Linked DNA regions of Homo sapiens: region 2 is linked to region 1. A link is a contact called in ENCODE Hi-C or POLR2A ChIA-PET data. All regions are on one chromosome and are shown on one strand. The core of a region is the stretch at or near the end of the contact, and the rest is flanking DNA. Distances in the headings are between cores, read along the strand shown. Region 1 has its middle 28 kb from the start of TNRC6A. Region 2 holds the start of ARHGAP17 (Rho GTPase activating protein 17).

Region 1 (5,242 bases), core at 1,577-4,076:
TGTAGAGGTGGGGTTTCGCCATGTTGCCCAGGCTGGTCTTGAACTCCTGACCTCAGGTGATCTGTCCACCTTGGCCTCCCAAAGTGCTGGGATTACAGGCGTGAGCCACCACGCCCGGCCAAAAAAAAATCTAAACATAGAGTTTACCATATTACCCACCAACTCTAATTCTAGGTGTATACTCAAGAGAAATGAAAGCATATATCCACACAAAAACTTGCATATAAATGTTTATAACAGTTTTATTCATAATAGGGAAAAAGTAGAAGTAACTCAAATGTCCATCAATGAATGAAGGTATAAATAAAATTTATTTTTTCACTGGAATTGTCTCTCTAGAGATGATGTTTGTTTTTATATATTAATTTATTTTTTGAGATGGGATCTTACTATGTTGCCTAGGCTGGCCTCAATCTCCTGGGCTCAAGTGATCCTCTTACCTCGGCCTCCTGAGTAACAGACTACAGATGTGCACTACCATATCTAGCTAACAAAATTTAGCACATCCATTCAATGGACTAATATTTGGCATAAAAAGGAGTTGAGTACTGACACATGCTATGGCATGGTTGGCCCTTGAAAACATTATGGTAAGTGAAATAAACCAGACACAAAGAACAACATATAATGTCATTCCATTTATATGAAATGTCTCGAATAGGTAAATCCATAGAGAGAGGAAGTAGATTAGTGGTTGCTGGGGGCCGGGAGTGAGTGATCAGGAGATGGGGGTGATAGTTAAAGAATGTGGGTTTTTTAGGTGGTGAATAAAATATTCTAAAATTGATTGTGGTGATGGTTGCACAACTCTGTGAATGTATTAAACACCATTGAATTGGATGCTTTATTTTATTTTATTTTATTTTATTTTATTTTATTTTATTTTTGACACAGAGTCTCGCACTGTCACCCAGGCTGGAGTGCAGTGGCGCGATCTCGGCTCACTGCAAGCTCTGCCTCCTGGGTTCACATCATTCTCCTGCCTCAGCCTCCTGAGTAGCTGGGACTACAGGTGCCCGCCACCACGCTCAGCTAATTTTTTGTATTTTTAGTAGGGACGGTGTTTCACCATGTTAACCAGGATGGTCTCGATCTCCTGACCTCATGATCTGCCTGCCTCAGCCTCCCAAAGTGCTGGGATTACAGGCGTGAGCCACTGCGCCTGGCTGTATGCTTTATTTTTTTAGAGTTAGCATCTCACTGTGTCACCCGGGCTAAAGTGCGGTGGGATGATCACAGCTCACTGCAGCCTCGAACCCCTGGTTTCAAGAGGTGTCACCGTGCCCAGCCAAATTGTATATTTTAAGTGTGTGAATTGTAGGGTATGTGAATTATTTCTCAAAAAAGCTGTTACTGAAAAAATGACAATTTCATATGGTCCAATCTAATCTGCAATAGCTTAAATAGCAGTGGTATACTATGATAAGGTTTGAAGATTTGATAGAGCCAGGCATGGTGGCTCATGCCTATAATCCTAGCACTTTGGGAGGCTGAGGTGGGTGGCTTGTTTTAGCCCAGGAGTTCAAGACAAGCTTAGGCAACATGGCAAGATCTCATCTCTACAAAAAATACAAAAATTAGCTGGGCATGGTGGCATGTGCCTGAAGTCCCAGCTACTCGGGAGGCTGAGCTGGGAAGATCACTTGAGCTCCAGAGGCAGAGGCTGCAGTGAGGAAAGATTGTGCCATTGCACTCCAGCCTGGGTGACAGAGCGAAACCCTGCCTCAAAAAAAAAAAAAGAAAAAAGAAAAAAGAAAAGAAAAAAGAGTTTACACGCGAAATGTGGACACTGCCTCAAAAAAAAAAAAAAAAAAGAAAAAAGAAAAGAAAAGAAAATAGAGTTTACATGTGAAATGTGAAAGAGAAGACACATGGTCCCTGCATATAGAAGAGGAGGCAATCAGTGGGGTTATTGAGAGGCGTGTTTTTTTTGTTTTTGTTTTTTTTCAGTACAGGAAAGACTTAGGCTTCTTTATAGGAGTGTGAGATGTGGAAGAAATAGGAACAAAGTTGATGGATGGACTCCAAAGTCCATGTGGAAGAATTAACCTTGGAAGGAGTCCAGTCTCTCTTCCATAAGACCAGAAGGAAGGAGGAAAGGATGGGTTCAGATACCAATTAGTTGATGGTGCAGAGAATGTTTTTCTTATTGGCCTCAATTTCCTGAGGAAAGAGGCAGAATCATTTGTGAAAATGACAGAAGGGATAGCAGGGCCATGGGTTTCGGAAGCCAGGAGGTTAGACAAGTTAGTAAGTGGCTGGGCACTGTGGCTCACGCCTGTAATCCGAGCACTTTGGGAGGCTGAGACGGGCAGATCGCCTGAGGTCAGGAGTTCAGACTAGCCTGACCAACATGGTGAAACCCCATCTCTATTAAAAATACAAAAATTAGCCAGGCATGGTGGCATGCGCCTGTAGTCCCAGCTACTCGGGAGGCTGAGGCAGGAGAATTGCTTGAACCCAGAAGATGGAGGTTGCAGTGAGCTGAGATCATGGCCATTGCACTCCAGCCTGGGCGACAGAGCGAGACTCCGTCTCAAAAAAAAAAAAAAAGAAAAAAAAGTTAGTAAGGTGGGTGGGAGAGGGAACTCAGACTCAGAGAGGCTTGGGAGCATTGAAGAGCCAGATGCCAGCAGAGGAGTGAATTCTTAGTGGCAGTGAGCCCCAGCTCCTGAAGCTCCCCCTGCAGTCCCCTGCAGCCTCATTTGGGAATAGTCTCCGCCTGAGTCATCTCTGCTTCAGTCCACACAACCTCAATTCTTTCAATGTTACTCATACATTTTGGCTTTGAGCCTCGTGCTCTCTGGATAATTGCCTCTGAACTTAACTGCCTTTTGGCACCCTTCCTCCCAGAACTGAATGTTCTTCCCGGGCTAGGGCTGACCCAAGTCCACCTCCCTGGTTCTGGGCCTTATACTTTGATTAATTCAGCCTGGGATGACCAGAGCACATTGGGCAGCCTTATTGCATTGGGTCAGTGACAGACAATTCCAAAGAGCGAGAGAAACATGTCTGTGAAGGCGTCAGCCCACGTGGTAGCCATGGCGGAACATGGGGTGGCAGGGAACAAGTGGTTTGCTATAAAGAAGCAAGAGAAAAGATGTTCAACATGCTGGCTAGTGGAGAATGTCTAGAGGTGTGGGGTCAGGGATCGGCTGAAACATATAGGTAGGCTATTGCCTAAGGACAGCATCTCACTGGCTAAGACAGCCAGACAGGCACAGCGGTCAGCACTTTGAGCCTAGTTACTGAGCACAGCCAATATGGCACCTCTACCACGAAGATCCATAGGTCATTAGGGTTCAGGGGTGCAGCAAGAGAAAGAGAAGAGTGTGAGGGAACCCCCTGGAGCACCACTTACTTATTTATTTAATATTCAGACATAGGCTGGGCACGGTGGCTCATGCCTATAATCCCAAAACTTTGAGAGGTCAAGGGGGGAGGCTCATCTGAGGTTAGGAGTTCGTAAGACCAGCCTGGCCAACATGGTGAAACCTGTCTCTACTAAAAATACAAAAATTAGCCGGGCATGGTGGCATGCGTCTGTAGTCCCAGCTACTTGGGAAGCTGAGGCAGGAGAATTGCTTAAACTTGGGAAGCAGAGATTGCAGTGAGCCAAGATCGCACCACTGCACTCCAGCCTGGGCAACAGAGTGAGACTCTGTCTCAAAAAAAAAAAGAAAAATTCAGACACAGGGTCTCACTATGTTGCCCAGGCTGGTCTTGAACTCCTCCTGGCCTTTGAGTGATCCTCCCGTCTCAGTTTCCCAAAGTGCTAAAATTACAGGTGTGAGCCACCTTGACCAGCCTCTGGGGCACCTTTTGATCCCAGCTATTACCAGATACTAGAGTTACTGTGGGTCAAAAACTTTGGGCACCCAGAACCTAAAGGGTCCCTGATTCTGGAAGGGGCAGAATCAAGCATGGTGGAAGGAACATAGCCTTTGGCATCAGAGCTAGATTTAAAGCCTGTCTCTGCTACTTATTTCCTGTGTAACACTAGCACTTGGCACATTGCTGAGCTTCTTAGAACTTCGGTGTCCATATCTGTAAAATGGAAATTAATAATTCTTACCCCTCAAGTCCTCAGGGTTGACTGTTAAAGAAATGGTATCTGTGGCCCTTCAGCTCAGTGCTCTCTTGTCCATCTCTGGGCTTTTGTATTTGTTATTTTCTCAGAAGCTTTTTTTTTTTTTTTTGGTAGAGACAGGGTTCCATTCTGTTGCCTGGGCCGGAGTGCAGTGGCGCAATCATAGCTCACTGCAGCCTTGGAATCCTAACCTTAGGCGATTCTCCCACCTCAGCCTCCCAAGTATCTGAGATGACAGGTGCACGCCACCATGCCCAGCTCATTTTAAAAATTTTTTGTAGAAATGGGATCTTGCTATGTTGCCCAGGCTTGTCTGGCACTCCTGGCCTCAAGCAATTCTCCCGCCTTGGCCTCTCAAACTGCTGGCATTACAGGTGTGAGACATCGTGCCTGGTCTAAGAGCACATTTTACTCAACCCAGCTTTGCCTGAATATCTCCTAGTCATCCTTTTGGTCTCATCTGGCTCTTTTCTTCCTCCTGGAAGTCCTCCTGGGTTGATTGTCTCTCTTCTGTGCTCTGTAGTGCTGCCCACTTTCACACCATGTGAGAATTCTTTGCCTGTCTCTCTCCTCACTAAGTCTGTGGAGGCACGAATAGGACTTAGTTCATCAGTGTATCCCCAGTTCATGGCACATACACACTGGTGCTCAACAGATATGATTTGATGGAATGAAGTTTTGAAGATTAAATGAGATAATCAATGTTTAACCCATGCTTCCCAAATCACACTGACTAGGTGGGTAAAAAACAGAAACATGAAACACTTATCCATTCAATACCCGCTCTGTAGGTTCTTCAGCTCCCTTAAAATTCTCCCCAAAGGGCCAGGAGTGTTGGCACACCCCTGTAATCCCAGCACTTTAGGAGGCCAAGGTGGGCAGATCTCTGAGGTTGGGAGTTCGAGACCAGCCTGGCCAACATAGTGAAACCCCGTCTCTACTAAAAATACAAAAGTAGCCAGGTGTGATGGCACATGCCCATAATCCCAGCTACTTGGGAGGCTGAGGCAGGAGAATCGCTTGAACCCAGGAGGCAGAGGTTGCAGTGAGCTGAGATCATGCCACTGCACTCCAGCCTGGCGACAGAGCAAGACTCTGCCAAAAAAACAAACAAAAAAAACCTCCCCAAAGACCCTAGGGAAACCTCAAGGA
Region 2 (5,242 bases), core at 1,507-4,006, 310 kb before region 1:
AGACTTTGTTGTCCTCTGAGTCATTTCAATTCTTCTATCAGATTTTTTTTTCTTTCATGGATGCAAGACATCTGTCTTTTTCCTCTATGGTTTGCTATGAAATTTCTTTCTTTCTTTCTTAAGGTTTTAGTATAATAATTCCTCTGGAAGCTCTGAACTTCCTTTAAGTTTTTTTTTAAAAAAATTGCTTTCTCTCTTATAAGTTGTGTCAATTGCTTCTGCTCTTCTCAACTAGATGACAAAATCAAATCAGTCTCTGATTGTCTTCTTGGAGGGATCTAATGGTTGCATCTTTTTCCTGCAGCGATTTTCTTAGCTCTTCAATCTCTTGGAGTAAATTTAGGAGCACTTTTTCTTTAGTTTCTTTATGGTCAGTGTCCATCTGTTTAATATTCTTTTTTTTTTTTTGAGACAGTAACCTTGTCACGTTGTCTCTGTCACCTTGACTGGACCACCCTGTCACCTAGGCTGGACCACCCTGCAGAGGCCAGATCTCAGCTCACTGCAACCTCTGCCTCCAAGGTTCAAGCGATTGTCTCGTCTCAGCTTCCCCAGCAGCTGGGATTACAGGCGCCCGCCACCACGCCTGACTAATTTTTGTATTTTTAGTAGAGACTGGGTTTCACCATGTTGGCCAGGCTGGTCTTGAACTCCTGACCTCAGGTGATCCACCTACCTCGACCTCCCAAAGTGCTGGGATTACAGGTGTGATGCATTGCACCCAGCCTCAATATTCTTTTTGAGTGCTGACATTTCAGAGTCTTTCTCGTGGCTGAGTTTAATTACACACTCTTGCTCTAGCTGTAAGGCAGAGCTCTCCAGGTTAGCTTCAGTGGACAATCTTTTCATGGTTTTCTCAGAGTTGTTTCTTCCAATAGCCTCTTTTCAGCTAGGGGTCTCACTCTGTCACCCAGACAAGAGTGCAATGGTGTGATAATAGCTCACTGCAGCCTCAAATTCCTGGGCTCAAATGATCCTGTTGCCTCAGCCTTTCAACTAGTTGGGAGTACAGGTGCATGCCACTGCTTCTGGCCTTTTTTTTTTTTTTAAATTTTTCATAGAGATGAGGTTTTAGTATGTTGTCCAGGCTAGTCTCATACTCCTGAGCTCAAGTGATCTTCCCATCTTGACCTCCCAAAGTGCTAGGATTACAGGTGTGAGCCACTGCACCTGGCCCCAGAAGATAATTTTTTATTTGTCTTTTACTCTATGTTCAAATTCTTCAATTTTTTGGTAGACTCTACTTTTTCAATTTGTAGAGCTTGCATGAATAGTGTTTTCCTTCTCTTGAAGTTTAGAGAGATCATGTACTGTAATTCCTGAGCCACCTTGCTGTAACAAATTTTCCAGTTCTTCAATCTTTTCTTCCTAATTGCTTAGATTTTCTTGATGCTTACAACTTATTTCCCTCAATTTCTGTTGATGAACATTCTGTAATACTGATAATTCAAGCTGATGGTCATCAGTATCCTGACTTCTTTTTTGTTTGAGCTCCTTGATGATATTAATATTTGGTGTTTGTAGTTTGTAGATTTCATTTTCATCAAAACTAGTTGTTCCTCCTATTTTATAAGTCTGAGCAATACATTTCCAATGGCCAACTGGAGACTCAAGTTTTAGAACTTCATTGGACTATCTGTTTATTTCTTGTTATGATGAAATTATGTCATAAAAACCCATGTAAGCGTCGTGGAACACTGAAGCATGATGGGTACCACATGGAATGGAGGGGATGCAGTGTGGATGGGAACCTCCGGCCTTCCCTGAATGTGCTGACTCCAGGGCTGGCTGCCGGTCCTGCAACCGATCCTGTAGTGCTTGCTTTCTTGTTTTAGGAAGGCTCATTTCTACCTCTTTCTGTTGTAATTGATGTCGATAACTTTTAGTTTGCTGCCCTATCTGAAGCTCTGATGCTTCCTAGGTCTCTCCTAGGTCACTAAAAAGATCTTGAAGTCCCTCATTCTTTGATATTAAGAATTCCAAACTGGCATCAGTCTCCTTTATCCCATAGTTAGGGAGCTCTTTCCTTTTTCTATGACATTTAGGAGCACATTTGAGATGTGGCTGATGAAAGAAGCCACATTGCTGCCCATCCAATGCAAAGAAGGGGCTTACCTGGAGCCAAGGCCACCAAACCAGGAAGACATGAGTGTGTGAGCACGTGTGTTAAGGAAAACACACATTGACTTTAATTTTTTTTTTTTTTTTTTTTTTCGAGACAGGGTCTCTCACTCTGTTGCCCAGGCTGGAGTGCAGTGGCGCCATCTCGGCTCACTGCAACCTCTGCCTTTCGGGTAAAAGCCGTTCTCCTGCTTCAGCCTCCTGAGTAGCTGGGATTACAGGCGTCCACCACCACGCCCAGCTAAATTTGTATTGTTAGTAGAGACAGGATTTCACCGTGTTGGCCAGGCTGCTCTCGAACTCCCGAGCTCAAGTGATCTGCCCCCTCGGCCTCCCAAAGTGCTGAGATTACAACGTTGAACCACTGCGCCCTGCTAGAAACAGCTTTTCATACGTTGAAATAAACGAGAGGGTGACCGGGCAGCGTTGGGGTCGGGGAGGCCAGGCGGAGGAGGCCTAGTGGTCTTCTCGCCCGGGGCCTTCTAGCTCTTCGCCCGTGTCAGGTAAGGCACTGTTAGCCTCGGCTCGGTTCGACTCGGCTCTACTCGGGCTCAGCTCGGCTCGGCCAGACCTAGAGGGCGGGCGGGCGGTGCCACTGGAAGTGACGAGGCGAGGGCGGGGCCGCCGGCCCGGGGAGCCACCGCCGCGCCGCCGTTTGGGCCGGGAAGCGATGTAGTAGCTGCCAGGCTGTCCCCCGCCCTGCCCGGCCCGAGCCCCGCGGGCCGCCGCCGCCACCGCCGCCATGAAGAAGCAGTTCAACCGCATGAAGCAGCTGGCTAACCAGACCGTGGGCAGGCGAGTGCGCCGGGCAGCACGGGGGTCGCACCGGGGCTGGGGGCGGAGGGCGGAGGGCGCGGGGGCGGGACGGCTCCTCCGCGGTCCGGCGGCTCTGAGCTGGGCCGCAGCCCCTGCCCGAGACCAGCGGGGCACGGGCCCGGGGGCTGCGCCGCGCTGAGGCCCGAGCGCCGCGCTCCAGGCGGCCCGCCTGTCTCTCAGCGCCGCCGGGCTCCCGAGACCTGCAGGGGAGGGCCGCCGCCTCCTCCGCCACACCGCGGGGTCCCCTGCCCATTGTCCCTGCCCCGGGAGCATCGCCCTCGGGGAGTAGACCCGGTCCTTCTCCTCCCTTCCCGGGGGCCGAGCCAGCTGGGATCGCTGCCCTGGGCTCAACAACGGTGACTTCTGTCCCTAACGCTGTGCCGAGCGCTGTGCTGTGGGGGGCGGCAGTCCCAGGCTTTCCCGGTGCTCCCGCTGTTTGCGAGTCCTTCTCCTGTAAGTGCATGGCGGCAAGAAATGGCTAGAGGGACATGAAAGCCAGCCGGATTTGCTCAGTGAGTTCAGAACGCCCTTTGAGGGAATTCGGAGGTGGTGCTGTCTCAAAACCAGGGCTCCTAGGAACTGGACTGCTGCTGCCAGTTCTTGACATTTAGAAATTAGGAATTGGCGGAAAAGGATTATGGAGACGCCTTGCGCCAATTTAAAAAGTCTCACCTTAGGTTTGGAAACAAATGCTTCTTTATCTTCCTTTGCTACGGTTGAAGTGCTTAACAAGAAACGTTATTGATTATTAAATGGCAGGCTAGACCAGAGTTGGTAGATCAGGTTGTCAGAACAAGAAATGATTTGTGGTTTTTGAGAGTTTCTGGAGGTGACTGTCATGTGCTGTATTATCTGGGGCTAATATTTCAAGGTCTTTCAGGGCAGCTGGCTGTACTGTACCGATTTAGTGTTTATTCAGCAAAGAGATACGAAAGTATGAATTTCTCACAGCTCTTCTTTTGATTTTCTGTTTTTAACAGTTAAGGGGAGTTTGGTTTGGCTGAAGCACGTGGGACACTTCTTTTTTTTGAGTGTATGAAAATACTTTTACTTCCTCTCGAGTTTTCTAAATTTGCTTTTTACTGTTTCATTTCCTCCATCTTTTTGCTTAGTTTCCTTGTTTAATTTTTTCGATTCCCTACCGTATTATTGTGGTGAGAATTAACTCTTATTTTCAGGGTTAATCGCTGCCCCTAAAGCCCAGACAAACCTACTTTTCTGTTATTTGCAGGAAAATTAAAGAAATAATGCTGAGAGGAAGGTAGACGTGTGGTAATGGCGGCTGATGTTTCAAGGAACAGTTTACAAGCACATGATAATTTCTTGTGAGTTTCGTACCCTTGTTAGTGTTCTGAGCAACGTGCATTGTGGAACTAGTATTTAGTAAGTGCCAAGATACATTTGTCAAATAGTCGTTTGGCTTGTTTTTACATTGTTCGTGACAGGTAAGGGACTTTCACTCTTTTTATACAAAGTTCTGAGACTTAAATCTACCAAGCTATTTAGGGTCTCTTTGACTCCTGGGTCATCTTAGAGGCTTCTCCCTTCACACTTTTTTTTTTTTTTGAGACAGGGTCTCCCTTTGTCACCCAAGCTGGGGTGCAGTGGTGCGATCTTGTCTCATTGCAGCCTTGACTTCCCTGGGCTCAAGCGACCCTCTCGCCTCAGCCACCTATGTGGTTGGAACTACAGGTGGGCACCACCACATCCGCTAATTTTTGTATTTTTTGTAGAGTGGGGATTTGCCATGTTGCCTAGGGTGGTCTCGAACTCCTGGCCTCAACTGATCTGCCTGCCTTGGCCTCCCAAAGTTCTGGGACTACAAGCGTGAGCCACCTTGCCTGGCACCTTCACATTTTAAAATTCCGGCCATGCTTGCCTACCTTCAGTTTCCACAGGAGGTCTTGCTTTCTTACCTGCTAGCATCTACTTGGAACTCCTGGAAGCCTCTCCCACCACACCTTTTCTCCAGGCACCTCTTGCTCATTCTTCAGCCTTCTGGGAAAGGTCCCTCTGCCTCTGAAAGGCCTTCTATGATGCTACAGCATAGATTGGATGCCTCTCCTGGGCGTTCTTGTAATCCTGTGTAGCACTTGCTTTTCTGTGCTGTGACTGCCTCTTGTGTGTGTTCTCCATCAGATAAATACCTTGAGAGTCCTTGCTGTGTCTCCTTTGATTCCCAGGGTCTGCTGTGGTTCCTACCCCATGGCCAGGGTGCAGTAGACATTGTTAATTCTGGTATTTGAGTTCTTACTAGATCGCCTTGGTGGTGTGGGCCCGAGTATGGGAAAACATGAAGTGGATA

The links. Hi-C counts contacts between places; a loop is a spot of excess contacts on that map. ChIA-PET counts read pairs that join two places held with the same protein, here RNA polymerase II (POLR2A). Pooled maps may share reads with other maps.
Region 2: a map of ascending aorta shows a loop between it and region 1 (2.4-fold over the local background). The contact joins the promoter of ARHGAP17 here to the enhancer-like site in region 1. A Hi-C loop is called at or near these places in 1 of 168 maps with a recorded cell type or tissue (ascending aorta) and 3 of 50 pooled maps. POLR2A ChIA-PET finds 5 or more read pairs at or near these places in 1 of 52 experiments (BJ).

Annotation. Positions count from the first base shown.
Region 1 is chr16:24,698,680-24,703,921 of GRCh38, reverse strand. It overlaps a transcript of TNRC6A not described here. Among named protein-coding and RNA genes, the nearest start is that of TNRC6A, 28 kb to the left of the region's middle. Within about 2 kb of position 2,826, at least 19 of the 41 ENCODE cell types and tissues checked have a DNase peak (open chromatin) inside an H3K27ac peak, as active enhancers do; they include ascending aorta, where a contact is called at or near this core.
Region 2 is chr16:25,012,883-25,018,124 of GRCh38, reverse strand. ARHGAP17 (Rho GTPase activating protein 17) reads left to right here and starts at 2,756. Exons shown (of 20, transcript NM_001006634.3): 1 at 2,756-2,916. The coding sequence starts at 2,864. It also overlaps the pseudogene LOC100421171. RefSeq lists silencers at 2,618-2,867, 2,948-2,997, 3,058-3,107, 3,168-3,217 and enhancers at 2,531-3,199, 3,200-3,868.